2 separate regions of the Homo sapiens genome follow, and region 2 is linked to region 1. Evidence: read pairs that join two places in POLR2A ChIA-PET (ENCODE). Cell type or tissue: OCI-LY7. All regions are shown on one strand. Each heading gives the region's core, and the rest is flanking DNA. Links, peaks and the distances in the headings are about the cores only.

What was found. Peaks named below come from ENCODE experiments on the same cell type or tissue, not always from the same donor. Only the 100,000 strongest peaks of a DNase experiment are listed, where the experiment ranks them.
Region 2: POLR2A ChIA-PET joins it to region 1 with 11 read pairs; 4 of 35 experiments call an interaction of 5 or more read pairs at or near these places.

What each region holds. Positions count from the first base shown.
Region 1 is chr5:119,341,437-119,352,378 of GRCh38, reverse strand. LOC102723444 (a long non-coding RNA gene) reads left to right here. Exons shown (of 5, transcript XR_007058912.1): 3 at 1,914-1,997; 4 at 3,255-3,412; 5 at 5,935-10,942. It also overlaps a transcript of TNFAIP8 not described here. Among named protein-coding and RNA genes, the nearest start is that of TNFAIP8, 9.1 kb to the left of the region's middle. In OCI-LY7, for the core only: no CTCF peak of the experiment used is centred there; a DNase peak (open chromatin) is centred at 8,497; H3K4me3 peaks cover 5,050 bases; H3K27ac peaks cover 5,009 bases.
Region 2 is chr5:119,195,242-119,206,183 of GRCh38, reverse strand. DMXL1 (Dmx like 1) reads right to left here. Exons shown (of 44, transcript NM_001290321.3): 31 at 9,728-9,813; 32 at 8,228-8,429; 33 at 2,748-2,865. Among named protein-coding and RNA genes, the nearest start is that of MIR5706, 46 kb to the right of the region's middle. In OCI-LY7, for the core only: no CTCF peak of the experiment used is centred there; no DNase peak of the experiment used is centred there.

The DNA.
Region 1 (10,942 bases), core at 1,619-9,618:
ACCTTCTTCAACTTCTCTTGTATCATTTTTGTCTACACCCTTGAAAGCCTTCGAAGGCTTCCGTGATCTATATAAAAAGTTGGCTGTCACTCCTGTTTCCCCATATGCGGGAGAGATCTGTGTCTTGGTCTCACCTGGTTAGGCCTGTAGGCTTTGAGTTCTTCCTATTATCCTCAGACACATTTACATTTACCCTTCCATAACACAAGTAAGCCTAAGTGGGTATCTCTCCATGGCCTCTCCCTGGCCCAGGTTATTTGGCTCTCTTAGCCTTAAGAAAATGGTATTTATGGCCGGGCACAGTGGCTCACCCCTGTAATCCCAGCACTTTGGGAGGCCGAGGCAGGTGGATCACAAGGTCAGGAGTTCGAGACCAGCCTGGCCAAGACAGTGAAATCTCATCTCTACTAAAAATACAAAAATTAACTGAGCACAGTGGCAGGCTCCTGTAATCCCAGCTACTTGTGAGGCTGAGGCAGAAGAATCGCTTGAACCCAGGAGGTGGAGGTTGCAGCAAGCTGAGATCGTGCCACTGCACTCTAGCCTGGGCAACAGAGTGAGACACCATCTCAAAAAAAAAAAGAAAAAAAGAAAAAGAAAAGAAAGAAAAGAAAAAGAAAAAAGAAAATTGTATATACTAGAATTGAAAAAGGGAATGCTAAAATGACAGTGGAGTCATTTATACACTTTTGCAGAAGATCAAGCTCTGTGCCTCAAGTAGCCTTAAGTGCTGAGTACAGATGCTCCTCAACTTAGCGATGGGGCTACATCAGGATAAAACCATCATAAGCTGAAAATATATTTAATACACCTAACATACTCAACACCATAGCTTAGCCTAGCCCACCTAAAATGTGTTCGGAACACTTACATTAGCCTACAGTTAGGCTAAATTATCTAGTACAAAGCCTATTTTATAATAAAATGTTGACTATCTCAGGTAACTTTTTAACACTGCACTGAAAGCAAAAAAAGCAGAATGGTTGTATGGGTGTTCAAAGTATAGTTTCTACTGAATGTGTATCACTTTTAGTACAATACAAATAGAGTAAGGCTGGGCACACTGGCTCATGAATTTAATCCCAGCACTTTGGGAGGCTGAGGTGCAAGGATTGTTTGTGGCCAGAAGTTTGAGACCAGCTTGGACAACATAGAGAGACCCTAACTCTACAAAAAAATTTTTAAAAGGTTAACCGAGTATGGTGGTGCATGCCTGTAGTCCTAGCCACTTGGGAGACTGAGGCAGGAGGATCACTCTTGCCCAGGAGTTCAAGGCTACAGTGAGCTATGATCATACACTGAATTCCAGCCTGGGCAACAGAGTGAGACCCCTCTCTCTCTCTACACACACACACACACACACACACACACACACACACAGAGTGAGACCCCTCTCTCTACACACACACACACACACACACACACAAATACACATAGAGTTAAAAAATTGTAAGTCAGGGACCATCTGCACTGGGATAAGACTGGGGAGGCTGATGTGGGCTGGGGCAGAACCATGTGAGAGGAAGATGCTGAGGATGAGTGTGGAGATGAGGGAAGGAGAAAGCCACTGGTGGCCAGTCCTGGGAGTTTGAAGTTATGGGTAATCCCTCTCCTCAGTCTGCCCAGTGACTTCTCCCATAAATTCTACACATTCACTAATGCTCTGGATGTGAGTGCCTAATTCTGAGAGAATGGGAAGAATTGCTGACATCGGAGATGAGCACACACAGAGAGACAATAATACATCTGGGATGTGCTTGTTTCCTAGGCTTTCTAGGTGTATTTCTCTTCTAAGAAATCTTCCTTGTTAAAAAGCTTTTAGCAGATGATAAAACACAAGCATACTCTCCAAATCAGGTCAGAAAATATTATCTGAACAATTTATGACCCACGGTCCTTCTTTTATAACACAGTCATTTCTCAGCATCTGTGGGAGATTGGTTCCAAGACCCTTGAGGATACCAAAATCCGAAGATGCTCAAGTCTCATATAAAATGGTGAAGTATTTGCATATAACTTACATATATCATCCCATATGCTTTAAATTATCTCTAGATTGCTTATAATTCCTAATACAATGGCTACATAGCACTTCATTCACGTAAATTCAACATAGTAGCGGCACATTCAAGTTTGGCTTTTTGGAACTTAGTGGAATTTTTTTTCCCTCAGAATATTATTGATCTGCTGTTGATTGAATCCACAGATGCCAAATCCATGAATATGGAACGCACAGATATGGAGGGCTGGATGTACTTAGCAGTAATGTCTTGTATTAGGTTTTATTTAGACTCCCAAATTAGCCCCCTTGGGTCATCATACTCATTTTACAGATATGTAATTAAAGAAATGGAGGTTACATGATTTGCTCAAGGTCACAAAACTAAGTAATAATGTTCTTTAGACCACAATGAATGCAATCTAAGCCTCCTGTCTCCTATATCCAGACTTTCTCACTGTATTAAACTGTTCCTATAAAATCCAAGTCCCTTATTTTGCAGAGGAGTAACTCAAAGATTGCTAATATTGGGAGGTCCCCATAGAGTTTATGGCTGGCCATGGTTCTAGCATTGAACCATCGTCAAATCTCTCTGTTCAAATGACTTGATCACAGCTTTAAACTGAAGCCATTCAATTCCTGATATTCAATGCTTTAAATATGCTATAAATTCAATAGCTTCTATTTATTCAGCTGCCTGAAACTATGAATCTTTTTTTTAAATCAAAAGTTCAGTAAGGACCTTAATTAAAAGTTCAGTAAGCCTCATCGGATATGGGCTGCCAGGAGCAAGGAAAAGAACACCAGACTCAATTTGGGAGACCTGGCCCTGATTACTGACACCCGCATCAGCGGAGCAAGCACTGGCTGTGCCTCATTTGCATTAAGATGGGTTTTCTTCCTATTCATTATTTCTTCATTTTTCCTCTAAAAATAGGCAAAGTCATTTAACCTCTCTGTGCTTTTGTTTGCACATCTGTACAATAAGAATGAAGTCACTTATTTAACAGGGTTGTTATAATGATGAAATGAGTAAAGAACATGATGGAACACTGAAAATCATGAGGTTCCCCTCTTCACTTTTCCAAATATAATCATGATTAAGGCCAGATTGTCCCAGATTGTTTAAGAGTGTCTATATGGAGGCCCTAAATGCTGGCTCTGTAAATATTCCAGATAGGTGTGGCAATTTAATGTGTGTGGTCTAGCAATGGAAAAGGAAAACAAAAGGGCTGAATTTCTTTCCTGTGCTCAGGTGAATGGGGTCAAAATGGAAACAGCATGAGAGGGGCCACAGAAGGGATTCACCAGGAAGAAGAGGAAAGGTGGGGCTGAGGTGGCCAGGACAGCACGACATCACATCTGACCAAGGCATCCTCAGCCTTCCTTCAGAAAAGCAGCAGAAGGAAAAAGGTATCAAAAATCACAGTGTGGAACTCAGGCTTGAAAGAAACCTTAGATGTTGTCTATTCTTTTTTTTTTTTTTTTTTTTTTTTTTTGAGATGGAGTTTTGCTTTGGTTGCCTAGTCTAGAGTGCAGTGGTGCAATCTCAGCTCACTGCAACGTCTGCCTCCCAGGTTCAAGCAATTCTCCTGCCTCAATCTCCCGAGTAGCTGAGATTACAGGCATGTGCCACCCTGCCTGGCTAATTTTGTATTTTTAGTAGAGACAAGGTTTCACCATGTTGGCCAGGCTGGTCTTGAACTCCTGACCTCAGGTGATCCACCCACCTCAGCCTCCCAAAGTGCTGGGATTACAAGCGTGAGACTCCGTGCCCAGCCAGAGATTGTTTAATCCTCTACCTGGCTGGTGAAGCAATCTCCTATCACATCACCGGCAACAGACATTCATCCAGAATTGCCTTGACAAACTTTATTACCAGAGACAGCCTCCTTGAAAAAACAACTCCATTTCCATCCTAACCGTTAGAAAGTTCCTGTGTATACTAAACTAAAATTCAAGTCTAAGGGCAGTAATTGTCAAATTATTTCCACTCTAACCACTGCCTTTACTCCTTATGGCAAGGAAATAATTTTGTGATGAGATAAACATAGGTTTTAAACTAAATTTTATTTTCAACAACCTAGTGGAGACCCCTCACATTGCCTGGCTGATGTAGCTGAATTCAGTGTGAGACAGTTATGCAACTTTCCAGTGCTTACCACACATCTGCTATTGATTATCGTGAGCATTCAGAAGCAAGCAGCTCTGCTCAAGACACCCAGTGATAATCTTTCTCCTCAGTGTGCTCACTCCAAGGGGGCAGAAAACAATGCCAAGACAGGTTGAGTAAGGGGCCCTACTTGACTGTATTTGAGCAGTTAAGAGCTTTATTCAAGTTTCTGAACAAAATTTGAAATGTGAAATGCACAAAGAAGACAAATGTAGTACTCCATTTGTGGAATCTGGACCACAGACTCCTGGTCTGAGATCTATTTGAAAGTCTAACCCACTTCTAGTTGCCATAATTTGATTTTGGCATTGAGTTTCTGACATGGGTAGAATCTATTAACAATTGTGCCAACTGATGACTGCTTAGGAGACAGAAAAGGCTGACATAGGCTTGCAGTTGCGAGTAGCCAAGGCTGACACTCAACAGAAAAACTCAGCAGGTGGTGAAAATGTGAACTGAAGCAGAACTTACCCAAACAGGGCTTCAGGAAAAATGGGAGGTTATTTTTGCAGGTAGCAGTGAAAGGCATGCATCAGAAGTTTTTCCTCTTGAATAGGTCAGGTTACAAAATTTAAGTTACTCAGCCTCTCCTTAAAGAAGAGCTGCAGAAATATATACTAGTTATGATTCACAAAGTTGTAGGCATCATGAAAATGAATGCATTTTCTGAGAAACTGCTCACCTGAACAATGTGCTAGCCTACCTAAAAAAGATGATATTAAGTCCATAAATTTCCTAGTACAAACAGGAGATCTAAAATTCACCAACCTTTTCAATCTGAAGTCTGTTTCAACAGACATTTTACTACTGAACTTAGCAAAGCCCCATCATATGCCATTTAATTTTCTCAATTTCAGTGATATATAATCAGCCCATATCAGATAGAAAGAAATGATCTAAATGGGTACATTGGCTACCATTCCCCCTAATGATTTTATGCTGCAGAGTAAGCATGAGAAGGAGCTGGGAATTTGCTGTTCCCTCTTCTCCCTCTAGTCTCTGCATGGACTTTTACACTGTGAGCATCTCACACACTGATAATGAATGTTGTGTTTAAGGCAAGGTATTGTTTCTTAGCAAAATGCCTCAAAGACAAGCTAACTCTAGTATCTGGTCTTAAAGAAATAGCAACCTGTTTCAATGCTAAGGAAACAGTGGCAGTAAGTCTTATACTTAATAGGAGATGGTATATCAGCCTCCAACCTGGTAACTTCCTAAGAGGATTTTTAAAATAATACTGACCCCATACAATTTTCACTTTACACATTACTCGTAGTCTTAACCAAATTGGCATCTTACAATCTCATATGTTACAGTGATGCGGTCAAGAGTTGCTGAAAAAGACATGATTTTAGTTCTGAGGTCCCCAAATTATGTGCCAGTGTACCTCAGGGCACTACAGCAAATTCACAGAGGTGTGCAGGATATTTTGTCTTTGAGGGAAACAAAGCAATACACAACATTTCTCAGATGCTTGCATGAATGACTATTTCAAGCGAATTCACAGTTTAACATATTGTGTTATTTTCCTTTTGATGATGTCATTTCTTTGCAAAGCTAGGTTGTTGGTGGTTGCTGTGATAAAAGGCAAGTATTAGTTGAAATGTGATGTGGAACAGGAAATTAGGGTATTGGGATTCAACCCAATTTCTAAGTTTGAGGAACTGCAATAAGTTTACTGCCTCACAGCTCGAAATTCACCCTTCATTACTCACTATGTGAAGACACAGAAGGGACCTTTACATATTTTTTCTTTTGTTAGCTGGTACCATTCTAAGCTTCATCAGTGGAGAGTACTGTAGAGACATTACAGAAAGAAGCAGTTTTCCTTCCTGGTTCCGGTACACTCTTTCTGCAGGCTGCTGCAAACACGCATGGCTCCTAGAGTATCCACACCTTCTTCAGCAACTGGCTCCTGCTGAACATGATGGTCAGCACCTCCCAGCCTCCAGCAGCTTCCACTGGCATCCCTCTCGGTTGATTTTGCAGCAGAATGCATCCAGTGAAAGACCTCCACATGAATAGCTTTCCTTAGCATCTTAGAGGGTAGATTTCTAGCAAGTTCTGCCAGCATAGCACCCCAGTGACTTCTCTGCCAGCCCAGGAGCCACAGCAGGCCATGACCTCTCCAGCAAGGTCTGGAGCAGAGAGAAGCATGTGTTTGGGTGCTCTATCAGACCCACGGCCCACGGGTAGGGGCTGCTCCTTATATCTGCTATTCCTCTGTTATTTAAAGTTCTCTTTACTTCCTGTTAGCTAGTCCCCATTATAGTGAACTACTTCTCTTTTTCTTAACAGTTTTCTTTTGTATTTTTTAAAAATTGTGGCAAAATACATATAGTATAAAATTTACCATCTTAATAATTTTAAATATACAGTTCAGGAGAATTAAGTACATTCACATTGTTGTACAATCATCACCACTATCCATCTCTAGAACTTTTTTCATCTTGCAAAACTGAAACTCTGTACCCACTGAAGACTAATTCGCCATTCTCTGCTCCTGTCAGCCCCTGGCAACCACCATTCTACTTTTTGTCTCTATAAATTTGACTACTCCAGGTAACTTACATTCAGTGGAATTAAAGAGTATTTGTCTTTTTGTGATGGCTTATCTCACTTAACATCCTCAAGATTCATCCACATGGTAGCAGGTCAGACTTTCCTTCCTTTCTTCCTTTTTAAGGCTGGGTGATATTCCATTGTATGTGTATATCACATTTTGTTTATACATCCTTCTGTAGATGGATACCTGGATTGCTACCACCTTTTGGGTTTTGGTTTACAAATATCTCTTTGAGATGCCTTTTCAATTCTTTTGAGTATATACCCAGAAGTAAAATTGCTAAATCATATGGTAATTCTATTTTTCATTTTTAAAGGAACTGTCATATTGTTTTCCTAGCTAATACTTGTTTATTTTAAACTTTCCTTTAAATTACTGTGTACTTTATATTCTCATTAGACCCTGACCAATATATGCAATGCCCAACAGGTACATACATTCCATTAAGAAATGAAGAGTAACGTAAAAACATTATTTTTAAATATTTCAATATATATGTATTATTTTGTACAACTACAAAGTTATCAATACAGAAATACTAAGTTGTTTGGAACTAAGTACTTAACAAATGAAACTGCTAAGTATTTCTTTTGTCCTAGAAATGGCATGAAAAAAATTACTGAGACCACTAAGGGTGCATGAGCCAAGAACATTTGGAAGGCTCTGCTCTAGCCTACATGTTTCCAGCTGCCATTAGGACCTGTCTGCTTGAATGGTTCCTTAGGCTCGCCCTATCTAGGGGTATCCCTGAAGGCACAGATGGAGCCTTAATATTAACCGTACTTAATATTATATTTCTTTATAAATTTTTCTCACTTAGGCACTGGGGGCTACAAACCTTACAATTATCTTTGACTTATGCTGCTCTGTCTCCCCTTATTTCTAATCTCACATCAAAATGTTTCCTGGATTGGCCTTTTTTTCTCTCCATTCCTGCAGCAGTCAGTAAAGCCATCATCTCTAGTTAGCGTTGCCTAACAGATTTTAAGCTAGTTTCCCTTAAACAAGACAGTGGGTTGAAAATTCAAATGCTCACTGAGGCTAGAAATATGTTAATTCATACCTGCCACACAAGAATTGGCTGCCTCAGTCCTTGCACCCATGAAGGCAACACCAATAGGACAGGCTGTGGGTGAGGCCCCATTCCCAGGATGCCAGCTATTACAGTGTGGATGTTTGTCCCTTCCAAGCCTCATGTTGAAATGTGATGGAGGTGGGGCCTGATAGGAGGTGTTTGGGTCATGGAGGTGGATCCTTAATGAATGGCTTGGTGCCCTCCCCATGGTAACGAGTGAGTCCTTGCTCTATGAGTTCATGCGAGAGCTGGTTCTTTAAAAGAGCCTGGTACCTCCTCCCCTCTCTCTTGCTCCCTCTCTGTGTGACACATCTGCTCCTTCTTCACCTCTGCCATGAGGAAAAACTTCCTGAAGCCTCAACAGAAACTGAGCAGATGCTGGTGCCATGCTTGCATAGCCTGCAGAATCAGGAGCCAAATAAACCTCTTTTCTTTATAAATTACTCAGGTTCTTCTTTTTGGCAATGCAAAACAGACTAATACACCAGCTGAAGTACCAACTTCTCACTCTCAAAGAAAGCAATGGCAATGCAAGTGAGTGTGAATGATGCTACTTGAGGCAAAATCATGAATGTGCGCCCACACACACATAGATATGAGTGGTTTGAAAAGGAATCATTCAGAAATTTTTGACACTTGTTTTCATTAACTGGAAATTACTTGAGACAAACCTTATGATGAATCATGACACCCTGTGTGGTCACACAGCGGGGGCAGCTGCTGCTGGTCTATTTTTTCAGCTGTTATATCCGCTTTTTACCCTACCCAAAGCCATACTCAGGTCCCAACTCCTCTTAAAAGCCTACTGAAGCCCACAGTGGACCTATACTTCTACAGTGAACTTGTGCTATACTTAAAGTTGATAATCTTGATGTTAGTTGTCTTTGAGGCAGCTCCATAAGCTATTTAAAACACAAGATTATACCTTGCATTTGTTTGTTCTCCTTTCTAGAGCATACAATGCATGCTGGACACTTTCAAAGCACTATATAACTAATAAAATAATCATTTAATAATTTCATAATACTGAATTATGATAGCATATAAGAATAATCTTAATCTCCTCTTCCCCAAAAAGTACCTTACAAGAAACTATGTACATAAATATCTGCTATCTTCAAAGAAAGAAAACAAGACAAGAAAATCTGCATGGCATCTGCAGAACCGAGGTTAGTAATTTTCGACAATCTATAAAACTATCAAGTTTACAAAAGTTCTGTCAGAAAAGGAGCCAAGAAAAAAATAAATCTGACAGCTGCAAACCTTCTGTTTTACAACATGCACAGAATGGACGCACTTCCTTCGACATCCTTATAAACAGAGTGCCGAGCAAATGCAAACATCCCCGGTAGAAGTCCAGTGGACTCCAGACTTAATTAATGGATTGTGCTTATCTTTACAGAGGCAACCTTACTAGCCACCTATCAACCCCACCACAATTGCTTTAGGAACTATTAATAAGATGGATTGAACAAAATTCCATTTCAGTTGATGGCATTTCCAGGGCAAGCAAGACACCAGCAGCGGCTGCCCACTGTAGAACAGCAGCAATCTCACCATCCTCGGATTGGAAACTTTGTTTCCTTTAAGTTAAGAACTAACATCCGGCACTGGACCACCTGAATATTTAGACTAATAAATCCCAGATGGGAATTCCAGACACCTCTTTGCTAAAGACATGCAGGCGATAAACATTCTATTAAGCAAGTCTCCTAGGAGTGAGCTTCCCTTCAGAGACTGAAAAAAGTAACGCCAGCCAAAGAAGAGGAAGAGAGGGAGAAAAGAAAGAAAAATGCCCCCAGGTAGAGAATAACCAGTCAGAAGTGAAGGCTGAAGACCAATGGCTATGATGGTTGGGTGACCAATGGAGATTCTTTGAGAAAGATAACTTAGTAACATGACTAGAGATAGCAGCCAAATTGCAAGAGGTTGCAGAATGATCTGGTGTTGAGAAAGCAGAGACAGCACTGGTGGACTATTCATTCAAGAAATTTTCCTGAAGGGAGTAAGTTGAGAGAGTACCCTGAGGAGAAAGCATTATCAAAAAAAAACCCTGCAAATTTAGCACAGCTTTAAGTGGCTTTGAGGAAGGAATATGACATTCCCATAACTCTCCCATTGGCCAACACCAAATACGGGGAAGCAGGGTGACACCCAGCTCTTACAAAAACACATTTGCAAGAATTTTCGTGGACTCTGACATGGGTCTGAATAATGCAAATTTAAAAAGATAAAGTCAAAACCTTCTTCATGTTCAGTGGCTGGTGCTGGTTCCGCAGCTCTAACCTAAAGGGGACAACACAAGGTGCTATCTCTGAGAGGCTACCAAGCCCCAGATTATGCTCTTAGCAGTACAGGAAATACTATCATTAGAAGGGTGATACCTTGGGTTAAACTCTGATTTTCTGTTCTACCATCAGGTTCTTTTAAAAACACTAAACATCCCTTGGAGGAAAAGCCGGTGGATGACTAACAGCTAAGAGTAAAGAATTCACTCATCTCTTTGTTCCTTCCCTTCAGAGATGAGGACTAGAGGGCACCCCAGATAGGAAACAGAGATACAGAAATTAAGGCTGTTACAAGGGTAGGGAGAAGAATGAACACAAACTTGTCCCATTCCCAGTTCTGCCCTGGCCACTAACCCCATGCCTGCCTAAGACCAAGAAGACAAAGAGGACTGAATATAGCCAGCAGACAACTTGCAAAGCAGAAGTGAGAGTTTCAAATGATTAGGGTTCCTTCTCTTCAGTGATGCAAATTTTTTTAAATGATGTAAAATACTCAGAACTGTTTTGATTGAGATTTCCATCTCTACTTCTCTAAACAGATTCAGCCCCTAAAGGCCAGGAACCAAAAAAAAATGACTTCCGTGAAGATATGATTTCTTTTGATGTGCTTCCAATCTGTGGGTGAAAATTTTGGTGGCACTCTTATCCCAGAGTTAGCCAGTCTTCTCATCTAAGGCAAAAGCTGAAATCAAGTATATAAATGAAACTATAAAAGGCTCACATCCATAAATACGGTACCTCTGAGACTGAGCAAACACAGCAGTGATAGTTGAAGTCAGATGGCTTATAGCCCAAGGATCGTAAGCTGGTAGCCTTGGGACCGAACCCACCTCATGTAGTT
Region 2 (10,942 bases), core at 1,434-9,433, 150 kb after region 1:
TTTTTTATTAAGAATGACTTAATCTAATTGCAGTTGTCTGTACTTTCTATTTAAATACAAAGGGAGGACATTCTATTTTAAAACACAGGTACCAGTAAACTTTACCAAACAGGAAAAGAAAAGATCTGAGAAAACCAGGATTTTAGGGTCAGATGAAGAAACTGTAAAATTTCATTTTCAAACACATAAAGAAATAAAGAAAGAGCAGTTCTCAGAATACTCTCCCATCACCTGCCATCCAAAATACAGGGCCTGTCATATATGTATCTCCTAACCATCTGGAAAATCACAGTGACTTTGACTAAAATATTTAAGCATAATCATCATTTTAGAAAAATAAGAGATGGAAGGTGATTTTGTTAATACTAAAAATAGGCTAGTAACCTTTCCGGTAAAGATTAATTTCACACAAACTCTATATTCTATTTAATTCCATTCAAATCTATGCTTTACTATGTAACATTTTTCTTTTCATATTCTCTATCAAAAAGACACTATTTTAAGAGTATCACTATCAAGAATAAAACAACAAAGCAATAACAACAAACTTTTAATAACTACCATTAATTGTGTCAAGGTTTAAATAAGTTAAATCTATTTATCAAAACATTGCAAAGTAAGGGCTATTATAGTCATTGTGCATTAAAAAAACAAAATTCAGAGAAAATATTCAGCTTACTGATAGTCACAAAACTGTTAGTCCAACATTCATATTCATGCTCCTGATTAAAATAATTACAATAAAAATAATTTTAAAATTTTCTTGAGATATCATGAAACTCCAAAGAATAACAGAAATTTTAAAATGTGTAGTTATACTTATTATTTGCTATGTTTACGTACTCTGGCTTGACTATACTACTCTATTTCTTTAATGAGTCTATTCCTGAATCAACTAGACAATCTAATGGCTCAATAGTTTTTTTGTATTGTTTTCAGAACTACTTCATTTCCCAAATACCCAAATATATCGGCAGTAGAAAAATAAGATTTTTCTAAGATTAATCAAATATGTCAATTTTTTTAAAAAAAGATCAAATAAACAAATGAAATACATTCATGTTTGTCTAAATTTCAATATTACACCAAGGTACTCAGGTCAAAAGTCTTCTAAGTCAGCAAGAACACTACATACTATTTCCTGACTTGGTCGATTTGAATATATTTACAAAATGAGGCAAATAGTAAATAACAGCATATACAGTTTCCACTTAAAATTGGTGCTTAAATTGAGAGACAATGAGATATATATGTAATTTTCCTTTAAGGTAGAAAGGTTAGATGTCAATCTTGCTTTTTGCTTACTTGTCTATTGTGAAGCCATTCAATTTATTTCTTCAACTGAAATATCTTCAGTGTTTCCTCCAACTTCAAAAACTGTACAAAGCTTGCTTTCAGACTAGTTCAATGCTACTCAAAATGTGGTTCACATACCAAATGTCAGTTCTGAACTCTTCGTTACCAGTCCAGGAGACAAAAAGAATTGACTACATCACTGCATCTACTGTTCAGTTCACCTGAACTTTTTAGTAACAAAACTTACCCAATGAAAGAAACAAGTTCCCCATATCATCAGACTGATATTTATTACTAGCACTAAACTAAATGACAAAAAAAAAAAAAAACCCATTATGATAATATCAAGGTATAAGCAACCAGTTACACTACAGGTTAATTTGGGTTTGTAAAATTTCATTAATTTAAGCATAATCCACAGAAAAGAAAATGTACATATTTAAAAAGTTGGCTGGGTGCAGTGGCTCAAGCCTGTAATCTCAGCACTTTGGGAGGCCAAGGCAGGTAGATCGCCTGGGCTCAGGAATTCAAGACCACCCTGGGCAATATGGTGAAACCCAGTCTCTACCAAAAATACAAAAAATTAGCCAGGCATGGTGGCGTTCATCTGCAGTCCCAGCTGCTAGGGAGGCTGAGGTGGGAGGATCGCTTGAGCCTGGGAGGCAGAGGTTGCAGTGAGCTGAAATGGTGCCACTGTACTCCAACCTGTGTGACAGAGTGAGACTCCATCTCAAAAAAGATAAATAAATACAATAAAAATTTTTCAGGCCGGGCGTGGTGGTTCACACCTGTAATCCTAGCACTTTGGGAGGCTGAGGCGGGTGGATCACCAGGTCAGGAGATCGAGACCATCCTGGCTAACACAGTGAAACCCCGTCTCTACTAAAAATACAAAAAATTAGTTGGGCGTGGTGGCGGGCACCTGTAGTCCCAGCTACTCGGGAGGCTGAGGCAGGAGAATGGTGTGAACCTGGGAGGTGCGGAGCTTGCAGTAAGCTGAGATCGCACCACTGCACTCCAGCCTGGGTGACAGAACAAGACTCCATCTCCAAAGAAAAAATAAATAAATAAATAAATAAAAAATTTTCAGTATACAATTAAACTTCTAAGTTACAATTAAACTTCTAAGATAGACTTCTTTTAACTGTCACATGAAAATCATAGAAAATTTCTATCTTGTCTCTTAAATTGATGATCATGACAATTCAAAACAAGATGCGGAATATTAAACATTTTTATCGAGAAAAAAGTCCCAAATACATTTGAATTAATTAAATTGATTTATGAAAATACTGCCCCTTTTATAAATTACACTGTTCTAAGCATTAATTGCCTATGTTTATGATACGTGTTTTCAAAAAATCTGTAAAATACAACTCATTTTAATGGTTACATGATAATATAAAAGACTTCAATAATAAAATAGTAAACAGGTTTTAACTTATACAGACCTCATTTAGACACCGTTTCTTTGTGAATATATTTTTGATAAAGGTTTCCTGAATTTCTTCCTGCTTCACCAAATACTGCCAAAGCCTCTTCACAGACAGTGCCAGATGGTGTTTGGATCTACAGAGAGAGACAGCAAATTTAATGATAAACTTCAGAAATTTCTGACTAACTTGATAACAATTCCTTGGTGCCATATAAATTATAATAAATTAACTGCAATCAGACTGTATGACTGGAGGCAGATCATATGGCCAACCTTTTCCTTAAAGGATTTCCTTAAAGGATTAGTACATAATTCAGGCTTTGTGGACCATATGGTCTCTGTCACAACTACTCAAGTCTGATAATGTACAGGTAAAGTATCCCTTAACTAAAGTACTTGGGACCAGAAGTATTTTGAATTTCATATGTTTTCAGATTTTGAAATATTTGAATATATATGTCTAAATTAAAAATTCATTTATGTTTCATATACATCTTATATGCATAACCTGAAGGTAAGAAATTATATATATATAAAAATATATAAATATATATATATATATATATAAAAATATATATATATATATATGTATGTATATTTTTGAGATGGAATCTCAATCTTTGGCCCAGACTGGAGTGCAACAGGGCGATCTTGGCTCACTGCAACCTCCACCTCCTGGGTTCAAGCGATTCTCCTGCCTCAGCCTCCCGAGTAGCTGGGATTACAGGCACCTGCCACCATGCCCAGCTAATTTTTGTATTTTTAGTAGAGACAGGGTTTCACCATGTTGGCAGGCTGGTCTTGAACTCCTGACCTCAGGTGATCCACCCACTTCGGCCTTCCAAAGTGCTGGCATTACAGGCAGTGAAGGTGAGAAATTATATTTTTAATAATTGTGTGCATGAAACAAAGTTTGTGTTAAATAGTTATATGTGGCATTTTCTACTTATAGCATCATGTTGGTACTCAAAAAATTTTGAATTTTGGAGCATTTCAGATTTGAATTAGGGACTGTCAACTTGCAGTGGGAAAGCAACTACTGGCAATATGCAATTGAGAGGATTTATGGCTATAATCCAATAAAACTTTATTTAAAGAAGCATGGAGAGGTCTGGATTTCACCTGTGGGGATGGCCATAGTTTGTTGATCCCTAACCTAGGGCCATAGGATCTAACAAAAGTAGGTATGCTTTAGCAAAATCTCTGGGACATAGCTAAGGCAGCATTAAGAGGGAAATTCACAGCACTAAATGTCCACATCAAAAGTTAGAAAGATCTCAAATTAACAACCTAACATCATAATGGAAAATATCAGAGAAGCAAGAACAAATAAACCCCAAAGCTAGCAGAAGATAAAAAATAACAAATATCAAAGCTGAAATGAAAGAAATTGAGACACACAAAACCATTCAAAAGATCAACGAATCCAGGAGTTGGTCTTTTGAAAAAATTAGTAAGACAGACAGACTGCCAGCTAGACTAATAAAAAAGAAAAGAGAGAAGATACAAATAAACACAATTAGAAATGACCAAGGAGATGTTACCACTGACCCCACAGAAATAAAAATAACCATCAGAAACTACTATGGACACCTCTATGCACACAGACTACAAAACCTACAAGAGATGGATAAATTCCTGGACACATACACCCTCCCAAGACTGAACCTGGAAGAAATGATTCCCTGACCAAACTAATAATGAGCTCTGAAATTCAATCAGTAATGAATAGCATACCAACCAAAAAAGGCATAGAACCAGATGGATTCGCAGCCAAATTCTACGAAATGTACAAAGAAAAGCTGGTACCATTCATACTAAAACTATACCAAAAAACTGAGGAGGTGGAACTCCTTCACACCTAATTCTATGAAGTCAACATTATCCTGATACCAAAACCTGGCAGAAGTAACAACAAAAAAAACAAAACTTCAAGCCAATATCCTTGATGAATGTCAACACAAAAATCCTCAACAAAATACTTGCAAACCAAACCCAGCAGCACATCAAAAAGCTAATTCACCATGATCAAGTAGGCTTCATTCCCAGGATGCAAGTTTGGTTCAACATATGCAAATCAACAAATGTGATGAATCACATAAACAGAACTAAAGACAAAAACCACATAATTATATCAATAGATGAAGAAAAGGCTTTTGATAAAATTCAACATCAATCCATGTAAAAACTCTCAATAAGCTAGGTATTGAAAGAACATACTTCAAAATAGTAAGAGCCATCTATGACAAACCCACAGCCAACATCATACTGAATGGGCAAAAGCAGGAAGCTTTCTCCTTGAAAACCAACACAAGACAAGGATGCTTTGTCTCACCACTCCTATTCAACCTAGTATTGAAAGTCCTGGCCAGAGCAAGCAGGAAAGAGGAAGAAATAAAAGGCATCCACATAGGAAGAGAGGAAGTAAAACTATGCCTGTTTGTAGATAACATGATTCTATATCTAGAAAACCCCATGTCTCAGCCCAAAAGCTCCTAGATCTGATAAACAACTTAGCAAAGTTTCAGGATACAAAAATCAGTGTACAAGAAATCACTAGCATTCCTATACACCAACAACAGCTAAGCTGAGAGCCAAATCAGGAAGGCAGCCCCATTCACAACTGCCACAAAAAGAATAAAATACCTAGGAATACAGCTAACCAGGAGGTGAAAGATCTCTACAATAATTACAAAACACTGTGCAAAGAAATCAGATAAGACACAAACAAATGGAAAAAACATCCCATGTTCATGGAGAAGAAGAATCAATATCATTAAACTGGCCATATTGCCCAAAGCAATTTACAGATTCAATGCTATTCCTAACAAACCACCACCAACATTCTTCACAGAACTAGAGAAACCTATTTTAAAATTAATATGGAACGTAAAAAGAGCCTGAATAGCAAGGCGATCCTAAGCAAAAAGAACAAAACTGGAATCACATTACCTGATTTCGATGTATGCTACAAAAACACAGTAACCAAAACAGAACAGTATTGGTACAAAAACAGGCACATTGACCACTGGAACAGAATAGAGAACTGGGAAGTAAGGTGACACGCCTCTGGCCATCTGATCTTTGACAAAGCTGACAAAAACAAGCAATCAAGAAAAGACTCCCTATTCTATAAATGGTGCTGGGATAACCGGCTAGCCAAATGCAGAAGATTGAAACTGAATGCCTTCCTTGCAACATACACAAAAATCAACTCAAGATGGATTAAAGACTTACATGTAAAACCAAAAGCTACAAAAATTTTAGCAAACAACCTAGGCAATACCACCCCGGACACAGGAACAGGCAAAGATTTTATGACAAGGACCCCAAAAGGAATTTCAACAAAAGCAAAAATTGACAAATAGGATCTAATTAAACTTAAGAGCTTCTGCAAAACAAAAGAAACTATCAACAGAGTAAACAGACAACCTACAGAAATGGGAGAAAATACTTTCTATGTACCTGATAAAGGTCTAATATCCAGCATCTATAACGAACTTCAACCAATTTAAAAAAGAAAAACAAACACCACCATTAAAAAGTGGGCAAAGGACATGAACAGACACTTTGCACAAGAAGACGTACGTGCCAATAAGCCTAAGAAAAAAGCTTAATATAACTGATCATTTGAGAAAAGCAAATCAAAAGCACAATGAGATACCATCTCACACCAGTCAGAATGGTTATCATTTAAAAATAACAGATTATTTATAAAAAATAACAGATGCTGGGAAGGTTGCAGAGAAAAGGGAACACTTACGCACTGTCAGTGGGAGTGTAAATTACTTCAATCATTGTGGAAAGCAGTATGGCGATTCCTCAAAGAGCTAAAAACAGAACTATCATTTGACCTAGCAAACCCATTACTGGGTATATACCTAGGGTAATATAAATCATTCTACCATAAAAAACACATGCACACAAGTGTTCGCTGCAGCATTATTCACAATAGCAAAGAAATGGAACCTAAACGCTCATCAGTGACAGACTGGATAAAGAAAATCTGGTACAGATACAAGAAATACTATGTAGCCATAAAAAAGAATGAGATCACATCTTTTGTGGGAACATGGATGGAGCTGGAGGTTACTATCCTTAGCAAACTAGCACAAGAACAGAAAACCAAACACTGTATGTTCTCACTTATAAGTGGGAACTAAATGTTGAGAACTCATGAACACAAAGAAGGGAACAACAGACAGTGGGGTCTACTTGAGGGGGAAGTGGGGAGGAGAAAGAGGATCACAAAAATAACTACTGGGGGCCAGGCATGGTGGCTCACAGCTAAAATCCCAGCACTTTGGGGGGCTGTGACAGGCGGACTGCTTGAGCACAGGAGTTTGAGACCAGCCTGAGTAACAAGGTGAAACCCTGTCTCTACAAAAAATACAAAAAATTAGCTGGGCATGGTGGTGTGTGCCTGTGATCCCAGCTATTCAGGAGGGTGAGACAGGAGGACTGTTTGTGCCTAGGAGGTGGAGGCTGCAGTGAGCTGTGATTGTGCCACTCTACTCCAGCCTGATTAATAGAGCAAGACTTTGTCTCCAAAAAAGGAAAAATAACTACTGGGTACCAGGCTTAGTACTACCTGAGTGATGAAATAATTTGTAGAACAAATCCTCACGATGTGAGTTTATTTCTGGGATCTCTATTTTGTTCCACTGGTCTATTTGTCTATTTTTGTACCAGTACCATGCTGTTTTGGTTACTGTTGCTTTGTAGTACAGTTTGAAGTCAGGTAATGTGATGCCTTGTTCTTTTTGCTGAGGATTGCTTTGGCTATTCCAGCTCTCTACTGGTTCCATCTGATTTTAGAATAATTTTTTTCTAATTCTGTTAAGAATGATGTTGGTAATTTGACAGGAATTGTGCTGAATCTGTTGACTGCTTGTTGTTTAGTGCTATAAACTTTCCTCTTAACACTTTTGTGACCAGCTATTTTGAAAAGCATCGTTCTAGAGCAGGCATCAATAAACTATAGCTCACAGTCCAAATCTAGCCTACCTACCATTTTAAGAAATAAAGTTTATTGGACAAAAACTGAATATATTTGTGTACATGTTGTCTATGGTTGCTTTTATTCTACAATGGCAGGGTTGAGTAGTTATGACAAGAATGTACAGCACAAAAAGTAAAACTCCTATCTTAAAAACAGTATTCAGGGCAGGTGCGGTGGCTCACGCCTGTAATCCCAGCACTTTGGGAGGCCGAGGCAGGTGGATCACCTGAGGTCAGGAGTTTGAGACCAGCCTGGCCAACATGGTGAAACCCCATCTCTACTAAAAATACAAAAATTAACCAGGCGTGGTGGCAGGCGCCTGTAATCCCAGCTACTCAGGAGACTGAGGCAGGAGAATCACTTGAACCCAGGAGGCAGAGGCTGCAGTGAGCTGAGATTGTGCCACTGCACTCCAGCCCGGATGACAGAGCGAGACACCATCTCAAAAAACAAACAAACAAAAAAACCCAAATAGCATTCATAAGAAAACCTACTTGAAAGGAGTGTTTGTAGGTTCCAGTAAAGCTTTGTGGCGAAGAATTGCAGGACCTGCAGACAAACTCTCTTCGGCGGTATGACTTGCGATATAATTTTGAGGTGGCCCACCATGGATTTCAAGTCGTCGGAGAAGAACTTGTTCCCAACATTGAAGAGTTTTTAGAACCGCATGACAAAGAGGTGAACTAACTGGAAGCTCTAAAATGGGAACATTGACTCATATTAATCTTATGCAGTAAAATGCCATATTCAATTTTAAGAAAGACTGAAATGAGAGAGGGGAGAGCAGATGCAGGAAAAAAAAAAAGACTGAGATGAAATATTAACATACACTTTGGCAGGGAAGATGTGCAAGGTGAGGTGGGCAAAGAAACCCAGTGGATTACAAAAGGTATGCCATAAATCTGTGTAAGTATTTCAACATTACTGCTTTTGACCTTAATATTACCAGAAAAATGTATCTGAAGATTATGAAAATATGTATGTGGGGAAAATTAATCGCTTTAAATCAAACTTGTCCAACCCATGGCCCACAGGCTGCATGCGGCCCAGACAGCTTTGAATAAAGCCCAACACAAATTCATAAACTTTCTTAAAACATTATGAAATTTTTTGTGATTTTTCTTTTTAGCTCATCATCTATTGTTAGTATCAATGTATTTTATGTGTGGCCCAAGGCAATTATTCTTCTTCCTGTGTGGCCCAGGGAAGCCAAAAGATTGGACACCCCTGCTTTAATTTGTATCAGACTAATTTCTGTATGGCATATAACTCTTTAAGATCTGTAGAAAATGAAAACAATACATAAAGTTAAAATTAAATAATACTTGCCATGGAACTCAGCACTTAGCAGTTCTGCCCATCCATACTCTTGAGTACTGATCTCAGTTTCAACTTTTAGTTATTCCTACTACTTACCTCCCTATATCTAAATAACATGCTTAATACTTAATTTTTCAATTTTAGAAATGACCTACTGATTTACTACTACGGCATAATGAGAATAAACTCCTCTGTCCATCATTATGATAGTGTCTTATAAAAATCTTTGGTTAAATTGGTATTTTTGTGTTTACCTTATCATATATAGGGAACTATAGTTCATAGCAGAATCACTTAGTATGTTATCATGCCCCTTTCTTTCCTGTACAATCTTTTCCTCCTTTGAAGTTAATAATTGCTAGCTTTTGCATTTGCTTAGTTTTCTCTCCATTGTAAAATCCCTCAACACTTGGCTAGAGTATAAATAGAGTCTCAAGACAGTCAATCACATCACATTCAGTGCCCTTGATTTCTTGGATGTTGCCATCCTCAAGCACCTAACAGTATGACGGATACATTTACAGATGGTTGGTTTAGTTAAAAGAAATCTAACTTCTGTAACAGGAAATCACTAAATTTTCCCCCCAGTCCAGACCAAAAAAAAAAAAAAAAAAACAACAGAGTAGTAAGTCAAAAGCAATGGCACCATTAGCTCATGTTGAGCTATTTATTACCTGCAAGATCATGACCTGCGAAGGGATAAAAAGTCTTCAAATTGTTGAGCACCAATTGCACCATCGCCAACCGCATCAAGGACCAACTAAAAATAAAGCAACGATGGATCTGTTAACTATTTCTATAGGGATTTAGAAGAGTATACTACCCTTTGACTCAACAAATTCCACTATCAGGAATCAACCTGAACATACCCCTCTATGAAAACAAAATAATATATGCATAGAGGTAGTCATGTCAGCTTTATCTACAATAGCAGAAGTGTAGAAATAACCAAAATTGTCCATGAGGAGAGTACTTGTTGAATAACTATTTTTGACCTATGGAATATTAGGGTAACCATAAGGAAGAATGAAGAAGGATCTCTAAGTGTTAATATGGAGTCAGTTTCGGTATGTAGTAATAAATAAAAAGCAGGTAGCAGAACACTGTATGTAGTATGCCACCCTCTCTGCAAGAAAGCAGGGGGAATAAATTTAGATAGATGCTTTTGCTTATTTTTGCAAACAGAAGGATAAACCAGAAGCTAATAAAAGTGGTTAGCTGTAGAGGATGTGCAGAAGAAATTGGATAGAGTAAAGAGAAGTTTAAGTAAAACTTGTGATTTCACATTTTTATATAGTTTGATTTTTAAAAAAGTCAGGTTCTCTTTTATTTCAAGTGGAACATATTTATTTCTTAAAGGATTGAATTTTTAGTAATTTTTTAATGGTAAAATACAAAAACATAAAATTTACCATTTTGGCCATTTTTAAGTTTATAGTTCAGGGGCATTAAGTACATTCACATTGCTGTGCAACCACCACCACCATCCAACTCCAGAATTCCTTTCATCTTGCAAAGCTGAAACTCTAAATTCATTCCCCATTCTCCCCCCACCACCAGCCCTTGAAAACCACTATTTTATTTTTATTCTTTATGTATTTCACTATTCTAGGTACCTCATGTAAGTGAAATCACATACTATAACCCTTTCTGTGACTGATTTATTTCACTTAGCATTATATCCATGTTGCAGCATGTGTCAGAATTTCCTTCCTAAGGCTGAATAATACTCCGTTGAACGTACATAGCACATTTTGTTTAGTAATTCATCTGTTAAAACACACTTGATTGTTTCTTCCCCTCAGTTACTGTAAATAATGCTGCTAAGAACATGGGAAGTACAAATACCTGTTTCAGTCCCTGTTTTCAATATTTTCAGGTATATATCC